Regions from separate parts of the Homo sapiens genome. Here region 2 is linked to region 1. Evidence: chromatin contacts called from ENCODE Hi-C data. All regions are on one chromosome and are shown on one strand. The core of a region is the stretch at or near the end of the contact, and the rest is flanking DNA. Distances in the headings are between cores, read along the strand shown.

What was found. A loop is a pair of places that touch in the nucleus more often than their neighbours do. Pooled maps may share reads with other maps.
Region 2: a pooled map shows a loop between it and region 1 (2.0-fold over the local background). The contact joins the promoter of CD276 here to the enhancer-like site in region 1. A Hi-C loop is called at or near these places in 1 of 50 pooled maps.

Annotation. Positions count from the first base shown.
Region 1 is chr15:73,798,518-73,803,345 of GRCh38, reverse strand. No RefSeq gene overlaps it. Among named protein-coding and RNA genes, the nearest start is that of INSYN1-AS1, 33 kb to the right of the region's middle. RefSeq lists enhancers at 3,194-3,872, 3,873-4,552. Within about 2 kb of position 2,753, at least 11 of the 41 ENCODE cell types and tissues checked have a DNase peak (open chromatin) inside an H3K27ac peak, as active enhancers do.
Region 2 is chr15:73,681,132-73,685,959 of GRCh38, reverse strand. It overlaps CD276 (CD276 molecule), which reads right to left and starts at 1,577. Exons shown (of 10, transcript NM_001024736.2): 1 at 1,500-1,577. RefSeq lists enhancers at 656-1,162, 2,180-2,688 and silencers at 1,147-1,196, 1,357-1,486, 1,497-1,626, 1,747-1,796.

The DNA.
Region 1 (4,828 bases), core at 1,504-4,003:
AAGGTTAAGTAGGTTGGTTGCCCAAGGTCATACAGTAGGAACAGAGGCACTAAGATTTGAACCTGAATGTTCTGATAGGGGAGCTCTTTATTCAAATACCAGGCAACCATCACTCCAAATGACCCTGGAGCAGACAAAAATCAATCAGAAATCAATCTAGAGGGTCCAGCAAAGAAGCTAACAGATCAAGGAGTTCCATTTACCCTGGGCAATCAGGAAGGCTTCATGAAGGAGGCAGCAGCACTTGAGGCTGGTCGGGGAGAGCTCCCTGCCACCTCCATCAGAGGCTTCACTGGGCCTGGTGAAGGGTGCTGGTGCAGGCTGGGGCTGCCTCCTATTTCCCTGCCGGCCACCTTCTCTCAGCCAACCCCTTGCCTTCCAGAGCCAACTTGGCTTAGAAATCAAGCAGGGACAAGAAGTTCCCTTCCTGTGCCAGGCCTGCAGCCAGTCCGAGGCTTTGGCCTCTCCTGCTTGCCTACAGATGGCAGAGAAACCTCCAGCCCCGAGTTCTGGGCATCAGCCTGTTGGCCCAGCAGAAAGGCTGCTGGGGGAAGTTTGGCTGAAAAAATGTAGAGTGAAAGAATTGATTTTTTTTAATCTACACAGTCGTAAACATAAACTGGAAGATACATCTCTTCCTTTATGGGAGACAATCAAAAACACAATACGAGTTTATGGAGGGAATGTGTCTTTCTTATACAGGATATTTTCCCCAAAACACTTGGCAGCCTGAAACCACTCCATTCCAGAGACAAGTAATCAAGTGGAAAGAGAAGGGAGGGAGCGGGATCCCAGGGCTTTATGAGCCAGAGGCCCTACTCTGTTAATGACAAAAAAAAAAGGGTGGCTTTGCTCCTCATTTCCCCTGCCCTGGAGACCCAGGGCCTTGTGAGATGAGCCCAGAGACCCACATTCAACCTTTGGCAGCCAAGAGCCAAGGCTGGGCCATAATCCCATGCTGGATTTTCAGTGCAGCACCTCTGGGCATGTCGGGGCTAGGCCCTGTGCTGGAGCTGAGCACACGGATGGATAGCACTTGATTCTTGCCCTTGAGGAACCAGCCAGCCAGCAGGAAGGGGAGAGATTTACGGAACTGATGCTGACGGTAGGCAAAATGAATCAGGAGTGTGTAGACGTCTTTTTCTTCCCCTTCCCCTAAATCTTTACTTCTCTCTTGACCTGACTCCGGGACTCCCAGCCAGACACCCACCAGTAACTGCTCGATAAAACTTGCCCACTGGGTCATTGAAGCAGGGCCTTCCATGGTGGCAGCAGGGCCTAAGATGTGGTTGCCCGGAACCAAATGTTCCTAACTCTCTGCCGCAGAAGACACTTCCAGCCCAGCCACACTCTGGGATAGGCAGTTCTGTGCAAGTTCAGCATCCGCTTCAAGCACTTGAGGCCAGGGATTCCACTTTCTTCCTGGAGTCCAGAGGAGCCATCACCTCCCTGGAGAAGCCCCCCAACCAATGGGTGATGGTGGCCAATATATAACCCGCCCCCCTGACTTCCGTCCTTTAGGCCTTCAGTCCTGGGAGATACCAGGGGAGTAGAGCCCTGCCCTCCACAGCGGCTTCTCTGTTAATGCTCCTTTATATCAGCTTTTCCTCCTTCCCTGTCTCACTACCCAGCTACCCTCTTCCTGAAATCTCCCAATACACTTCCTGTACCCAAGTCCTGGCCCCAGGCTTTAGGTTCAAGGGAGCCCAATCTAAGAAAGCACCCCACCACTTCCATACTCCCCAACAGACAAGATCTCTGGCCTGCCTAGCACCTCTGGAATGTGCTCAAGATAGGTATATTCTCATGGCAAAGGAGAGAGCCCAGCCTCAGTTGGAGGAGACGGGGAGAGGACAGTGGGCCTTCTCCTCCTGGAAGCCATCCCTCCCTCCTTTCCAACTTCAGCACAGATGCCAGGCTCTGGAGCCCAGCGAATGAGGCAGGGCCCAGCTCCACAACCACCTATGTGACCTGGGCAAGTCACTTAATCTCTCAGAGCCCCATTTTTCTCATCTGTAAAACGAAGATGATGACACCCATGCTGAATAGCTGTGAGAACTGGATGAGGTCATGTCTGGGAGTGGATGCACAATCCAAACAGAAACGCATGAACCACTATTTGTATGAATTTCATCTCCCTAGACAGACTGCCAATTCCTTGAAGGCGAGGCCCTTCTTTATTTTTTCCTGTCTCCCCCACAGCTCCAGCATGGAGCTAGGTACCTAGCTCTCATTGAAAACTCCCTGGATGGAGCGGGGATTGGCCCTGAGCCCTGGGCTCCACTCAGACTGGCAAAGCTCTGCATGGCCAGATGATGAGGGCCATTCTGAGCGTGCCTTGGACTGCACAGAGCTGGCCTGGCCCTATGCCTGGTGCCAGTGAGAGGACAAGTTGCCCTCCCAAGTTGGGAACGGACGGTGGGCAGGCCAGAACCTGGAAGAAGTGGTGCTAGCTGACGCAGCCATCCTACCGTCCTGAAAAATCCAGGATGACAGTGTTGGGGGCTTTCATCAGCCCCAAGCTCTTTTTGAGTAAAGGGAAAAAATTGGCTTCCACTCCAAGCCCAACTGCATCCGACATCTGGCAGCTCAAAGTGAAGTGACTCATGCAATCCTTAGATACAAGGAAGTGGGGGGAGGAAAGAGAGAAGAAGAAGAAAATCGCACAGAAGGAGGGAGGGCAGGCAGGCGATGTGGCCCCCAGACAAAAGAATTAGCCAGAGTGGAGAGCAAAGGCTGGTCACATGCCCAGGTGACAGTGAGTTGCCCAGCCTTTGTTTTGTTCACCCAGCTTTGGGTCTACTGATAGGACCTCTGGCACCAGGCACTGCTGACCTAAAGAGACACAGGTTTTGACCAGCCCTGGTAGGATAAGAAGTGACCCTGTGGATAGTGAGCAGCCTGTCACCGGAGGCATGCAAGAGAAGCTGGATAAACTCAGGTAGGAGTGTGGTAAAGACTCTGGCTAAATAAGTCTTGGAGAGATTGAAAGATAGCGATGTCCCGTAAGACCCTGAGGGGAAGGGTGGATAAAGTCATGGAGATTACAGAGCCCACAAGCCTGGTTGTCTGACTGCAGGGACAGAAGCCATTTCTCTGTCCATGCAGGTGACAAGGGCAGGCAGTGTGAGCTGGAGGGGTCTTCTTCAGCTTCCCCTGGGACCCAGGCCTTGGTGACCTTCTCTTCTCCAGTATGATTGCTCTGGGAGTTGCAGAGAGGACTGGAGGGCAGCCTGCAGTGGGGTCACCTCTTCAGGGAGCTCAGAGCATGGCAGGGGAGGAGCAGCAGGCCTGTGGACGGATGAGGGAAGTTTCACAGCACCCCATTTGTCTCGTCAGAGCCAGTCTCAGGTTCAGGGTCACACAAGGGAGTGAGAGGTCAGCAGGTAGATGCGATCACGGGAGAATTCTTGGAGGAACCAGAGCCCTTGGAGCTAGTTCTAAGGGTTGGGCCCAACTATACATAAAAGTCCAGTCAATATCAAGTGAGTGTTAGAGAGACAGAAAGATAGAAAGTGGGGGCAGTCATTCCCGCTGGGAAGAACTGCTGAGCAAAGGTGCGACCATGGGGAAGAGACTGGCCTGGGCTGGGAAGGGAGGTTGAAGCAGGAAGTCAGGGGCTGTGAGGTCAGCCTCTGTCTTTTCTAGGTCTTAGTTTATGCCTCTCTCAGGAATGTCTTTTCAGGGTTCCTCCCGTGTGGTTGGAAACCTCAGACAATGTTTCCTGCCTGCTCTTCCCACCCAGCGGGAGGGCCACACACCCAAGCAGGAGGTGGGGAGGGTGCAGGCAAGTCCCTCCTCCCTGGATCTCCCACTTCCCACCTGCACAAGACAGGTTGAGCTGTGCAGTCTGCCAAGGCCCTTCTAGCCCAACTGTATCCAGATTCTTAGGTCTGTGGCCAAAGTCAGACCAAAGCAGAGGTCACCTCTTGGCCCACTTAGTGCAACATAACTGCCAGCGCCTTTGCCTCAGCCAGATGGGTCCAATTCCACAGTGGCCTGCGGGTCCTCAGCACCCCTCCCCCACCAAGTCAGGCATTACCTCCTCAGCCTGCTCTCCAGGAAGGCCTTCAGAGTCATCCTCACCTCCAGACCTTAGCTCACTCTGCAGCCCTTCCTGCTAATGTCCTTGCTCCTCCTCTCTGAGCAGAGGGCACAGCCTCCAAGGGCCAGAGGAAGATCCACACGGTGTTCTTTCATTCAGCCTTCCTGACAGGCTGGGAGCGGGTGCTGGGCGGGTCCTGCTCAGGATCTGCCTTGAGGAGCCCCCATCCCCGCTCCTTTAGGGCCCTTCGCTGAGTGTTCCGTTTACAGGGGCCTCGTCCCCTCTGAGCACCAACAGGCTGATGTACTTTTGTCCTCACCTGCTGTTAATCGTGCTCTGCTGTTAGGTTCGCTTCGTAGGAGGGCACCGTGTGGACATTAGGAGCATGGGCTCAGCAGTCAGACCCCTGGGTTTGTGTGTGAGGTCCCACTCCCCAGCTGAATGATCATGGGCAAGTGAGAGCCCTCCCTACACCTCAGTGTCCTCATCTGTAAAATGGGGATAGTGATAGTGCCTATTCCGGGGTTACTATAAGCAGTGCATGTGACTATGTATGTAAAGTGCCAAGTGTGGCACCTGCCATATCACAAGGGTTCCATGTCACTTGGGGTCAGTGTTCACATGTTACAGTTGTTAGGACCCAGGCAGGTCCCTCTCCATGTGTCTCCAGGCTCCCCAAGGGCAGGGCTTTGGAGGGGTGTGGAGGTGCAGAATGCATGGTTGAGGGGGTTGTATCATAAATGTACTTTGGGTTATTTCACTGATCCCTTGAGTCCCATTGAC
Region 2 (4,828 bases), core at 328-2,827, 120 kb after region 1:
AGAACTCCAGATATCAGGAAAATGTACTCACCCAAAATACTCCCTTGAAATGAGCCACTTCATACCCTACAGCCCCATAGCCCTCCATCCTGCCCTGCACTCAGATCAGCTCAACCCATCGGACAGGTTTAGACTTCAAGTTTAGACTTCAGTTCCCCTCAGCCTCAAACTGTCCCACCTATTTGCAGTCCCCCACACTACAAGGAAGGCTGCACAGCATCAGATTTCCTAGGGACTTCTGGGAGGCCAGAGGGAACTAGAGGAGGCCGCACTAAATAAAGAACTCTCTTAAAGACAAAGCAGCTTCATTACTTTCTAATATAGAAACTAACTGCTGAAGACATGCTTATAAGAAAAGGACCCCGGGCTTTAATGAAGAGATCAGACTCATTTACAATTATCCACATCCAATTTGAAGGTAAATCGTTTTTCTAAATTAAGACAACTAACACCCCCCCACCCGCCACACACACACACACACACACACACACACACACACACACACAAATCTTTTTTGCTTTACTATTTGCTTAATGTTTTCCCTCAGTGATAGATCCCATATCTGAGTCATCTATCACGCTTTTCTCATTAGAGCAGGTTTGGCTTAGAAATAAATCCCCTGCCTTAGGCTGCCAAACCTGCCAATTCGCTAGCTAAACGGTCGCAGGGAGGGCCCTGGGCGCTGGAATTCAATCCCCTCCCTTCTAGTGTGCCCCCACTCGGGGTCCCCACCTCCCTCCACCGTCGCCCGCATCTCCTCTCCATCCCACCTCACCCCCCACCTCCCTGAGGCTTCCCAAGCCCAAACTGCCCATCCCAATTCCCTCCCCACCCCCAACACCTATTCACCCCGTGGCCCCTGCCAGCCGTCTCTACCTGTCCTTCCCGGAATCTGACCCCTCATGCTGCCCACGGCTGCCTGTGGAAGTGCACCAGTCGCCCACACCTTCGCCCTGCTGGGCCCTGCAGAGTGGACACGCCTAACCACTCGCCTTCCCTCCCCGCCGCTCCCCTCCCGGAGCTGGGCGTTTTCCTCTGCAGGACCCGAGACCCCGCTAACCTCCCAGCGCCGGCCGGTGGCTTCGTTAAGCTTCAACACGGGACAGATCTGCCCCCATGCCCGCTCCAGACCCGGGGCCTGCAAAAGCGCATTCACCCACCCGGCCCGGTCCGCAGCTTCCGGGGTCTGCAGGTCCGACGGCGCCCGGGCCCCTCTCAACCCGAGGAAAGGGGGGCGGGGTAGGATCCGGGAGCCCCCAGCTCTCCGCGGGCCCCACAGCCCAGGGCAGGAGGGGCGCCCGCGGTTCCCGGGACTCCTGTGCGAGGGGGGCCGCCCGGACCTGGGGGAGGGCAGGGGAGCAGGAGCCCGGAGGGAAGGCGCCCTGCTCAGCTCCTGCAGCCCTGAGCGGGAACGTGCGGACCTCCGCGGGATCCAGGCCCGGCCCGCAGCAGACAAAGGCCGCCCCACCCCGCGCCGCCCGCGCCACGCCAGCACTCACCGCGCCGCGCCGACTCTGGGACTCAGGGACGCGGCCCAGCCTGGCTCAGTCGCCGCCGCAGCGAGGCCCGGCCCGAATGGGGGCCGGGGGCGGCCCGGGGAGTCCGAGGGGCGGGGCGGGCCGCGCCGGAGAATCCGCCTGAGGCCCGGAAAGGCGGCTCCGGTGCGTCCCTGAGGCCGGATTGGCCCCGCGGTGGCGGCTGCTGACCGAGGCCTGAGCCAGCCCGCTGGGCAGAGCACACGGCCTGGCCCCCGCCCCCGCCCCGCCCCGCCCCCAGGCCTGACCCTGGCGGGGAAAACCCTCGGCTCCCGGAGCAGGGCGCTGCCCATCCCCCACCCCGTTCCCACACTTCCAAGAGCCGAATCTTCCTTTCTGCGAGAGGGGATAGGTGACTGACTGGTCATCGACTGGCGGCAGAACAGGGCTGGAATCCTGCTGTCCAACCCCAGTCTTGGGTTCTTCCTCCACACCATGCTGGCACCACAGCCCAGAAAGGGTTAACTCGACTGCGAGGAATTAAGAGCTGCAAGGAGCTCTCTATAAATACAGTGTCGTGGGCGCCTGAGCCAACCGCAGGACAATTTCCACTGAGCTGGTTTTCCTCTTTTCCTTCCACCCACGGCCATCCGACCAGCCCTGCCCCCAGCCCCACCCCAGACTGCTGGCCGGACTTGGCTCCAACAGGCCTGACACCTAGTGGCCTTGGGCTCTGTCCTTACAGGGCCCCGCTCCAGCCTGGGAGGAGATGGGGGTCGGGCCTGTCCAGATTTTGCTGTGGTGCAGCCCATCCCTGCACCTGTTCTTGGATCTGTTCTTCCTCACAGGGACAGTGACAGCTAAAACGTAGGGAGACTTTTGTGGGCCAGAGTTAGGTTAGGAGCTTTCCATGCTGGGCCTCTTTAGTTCCTCCAAACAGCCCCGCCGGCTAGATATTATTATTCCCATTTCACAGATGAGAAAACCAAGGCTCAAAGGGATGAAGGGACTCCAACCTTGTACTGCTGCCAGGCTCACCACCAGTGCCAGTGGCAGTACTGGGCAGGGCTTGGGAAATGAGTATGAAAACATGTGCGTCTCTCTGCATGTGTTGCCACTGTTGTAAGCTCTTTACCATTTTATCTCATTTAATCTTCACAACAACTCATTGAGGTGAATACCATTATTCTCATTTTTACAGATCGGAAATAAGGAAATTAAGATACAAAGAGATTAAGTAACTTGGGGACACATAGCTATGAAGGGAGGAACCGGGATTTGCCCTCTGAATTTAAGTGTGCGTGTGGTGTATGGGTAGGGGTGGTGGTGCATGGGTGTGTATATTTGTGGGGGGTTTTTGTCTTTTTTTTTTTTTTGAGACAGAGTCTGGCTCTGGAGTGCAGTGGCTCAATCTCGGCTCACTGCAACCTCCGCCTCCTGAGTTCAAGCGATTCTCCTGCCTCAGCCTCCAGAGTAGCTGGGATTACAGGTGCGCACCACTATTTTGGCCAGGATGGTCTCGATCTCTTGACCTTGTGATCCACCCGCCTTGGCCTCCAAAAGGGCTGGGATTACAAACGTGAGCCACCGCGCCCGGCCGGGTGTGTATATTTGTGAACACATTCAAGCAACTCTGTATTTGAGTCTACGTGCATATGTGTCTTTGAATCACACAGCAGCTGTGTCTGTGTAATTGCTGACTGCTCCTAGGGATGACAGCAGAGAGGCCCAGCTGTCTTGTCCCTGACCACCTCCAGGAACTCTGGACCATTCCACGCTGCTCCCCACTGCCCTGCCAGGCCCTGACCAGCCTCGTCCAGCCTGGGTCTGGCCTTACAGGTCTCAGGATGAGTAGCCTCCAGTTGGCCCAGCAACCTGGGGAAGTAGCATCACATGGAGAGGTGTCCTTGGGCTGAGGGAGCTAGGAGCCCTGCTGCAGGACCCTGGAGGTGGCATTGAACAGATCTAGAGAAACTTACTTTCCTTCCCTTCACAAAGAGTCAGTCCTGTGCCTTGTGCCTTGCGGTGGTGACGCTGGTCCTGTCCTAAGGGATTTATAATCTGGCATGACTCAGCCATGGTGGACAGTGAAGGAACATCACAGAGCAGTTTATAGTGTGTCTATGGGGGGAGATTTTAAAATAATCATTCAAGAGCAGAGGTCAGGAGGGAAGGAAATGTGTATTGGCTCTCATTCCTGGAAGCAGCAGATTGAGAGGGCTCTGATCCCCTAGGAGGGGGAAACAGCTTGGGCAGGGCACAGATAGCACATGTGTAGGACCAGCTCATCTGAGACTCAGACACTTGGATCTGGACACAGATAGCTAGAATGACCATCCCATCATGCAGGGGTCTCCTTGGTTCAGAGAATGTTTGCCTGATTGTCCCTGGGAACTCAGGAATGGAGGTGCTACACAGAGATTCCCGTCAGAACCAGAAAAACTCAGGATGGAAGGTTGTCTTCATGCATTCTTTCTGGACAGCAGCCCTACCCCTCTCACCTCTATCCCTCCCACCCCCCACCTCCCCACAACCTGCTTCCTAGGTCAGCACAGTAGTAGATGACTCAGAATGTGCTATCTCCAGTTTTGCTTCAAGTTCCCCAAGGAGGTCACAAACCAATCCCAAAAGACCCAGATTGGGACAAGCCTTATCCCACTTTTTATCTACCTACCATCCTGCAGGTTCCTCAAATTCAACATGTGCAAAATTGAATTATCACATGTCCCCAAAACCTGTTTCCCCTTCTAGATATACAGGAAGGACTATGCTCAAAACCTGGACTCATCCCTCGTTCCCTCCCACTTCCCCCCACTTCCCACTGCCAATATCCAGGCAGGCTTGAAGGGGTGCCCTAGAATATGTTAGGAATCCCTCCCTTTCCTGAATACCCTACTGCCACACCATCCTCATCTGAACCCCCATCACTCCTCACTGGATTGTTGTTGAAGCCTCTTAACTAATTCTGCTGACTGTGACTCCTCAGTCCATAGCTGCCAGAGAGAGCCTTCTAAAGCGCAAATCCTCCCACAATGTCTCTTGCTTACCTGAAGCCCTTCAGTGTTCTCATTTGCCCTTAGGCTGCTAGTTGTCCACTAAAATTAATTCTCTACTTCTTCCTTACCAACAGAGTGTAGCATTTGTTCTAAGAAGTTCTATGCCTAGTTGAAAATACGTGGGTTCTCAGACCCCCTTGCAGCTAGAGGCAGTCACGTGACCCAGTGTGGCAAATGAGATGGAAATGAAACTCACTGATTGAGGCTTTGGGGAAAGCTTGTTAAAGGAGCAGCCTTGAGCTATGGAAACCAGTCTGGTAGTTCCTCAAAAAATTAAAAATAGGCCAGGCAAGGTGG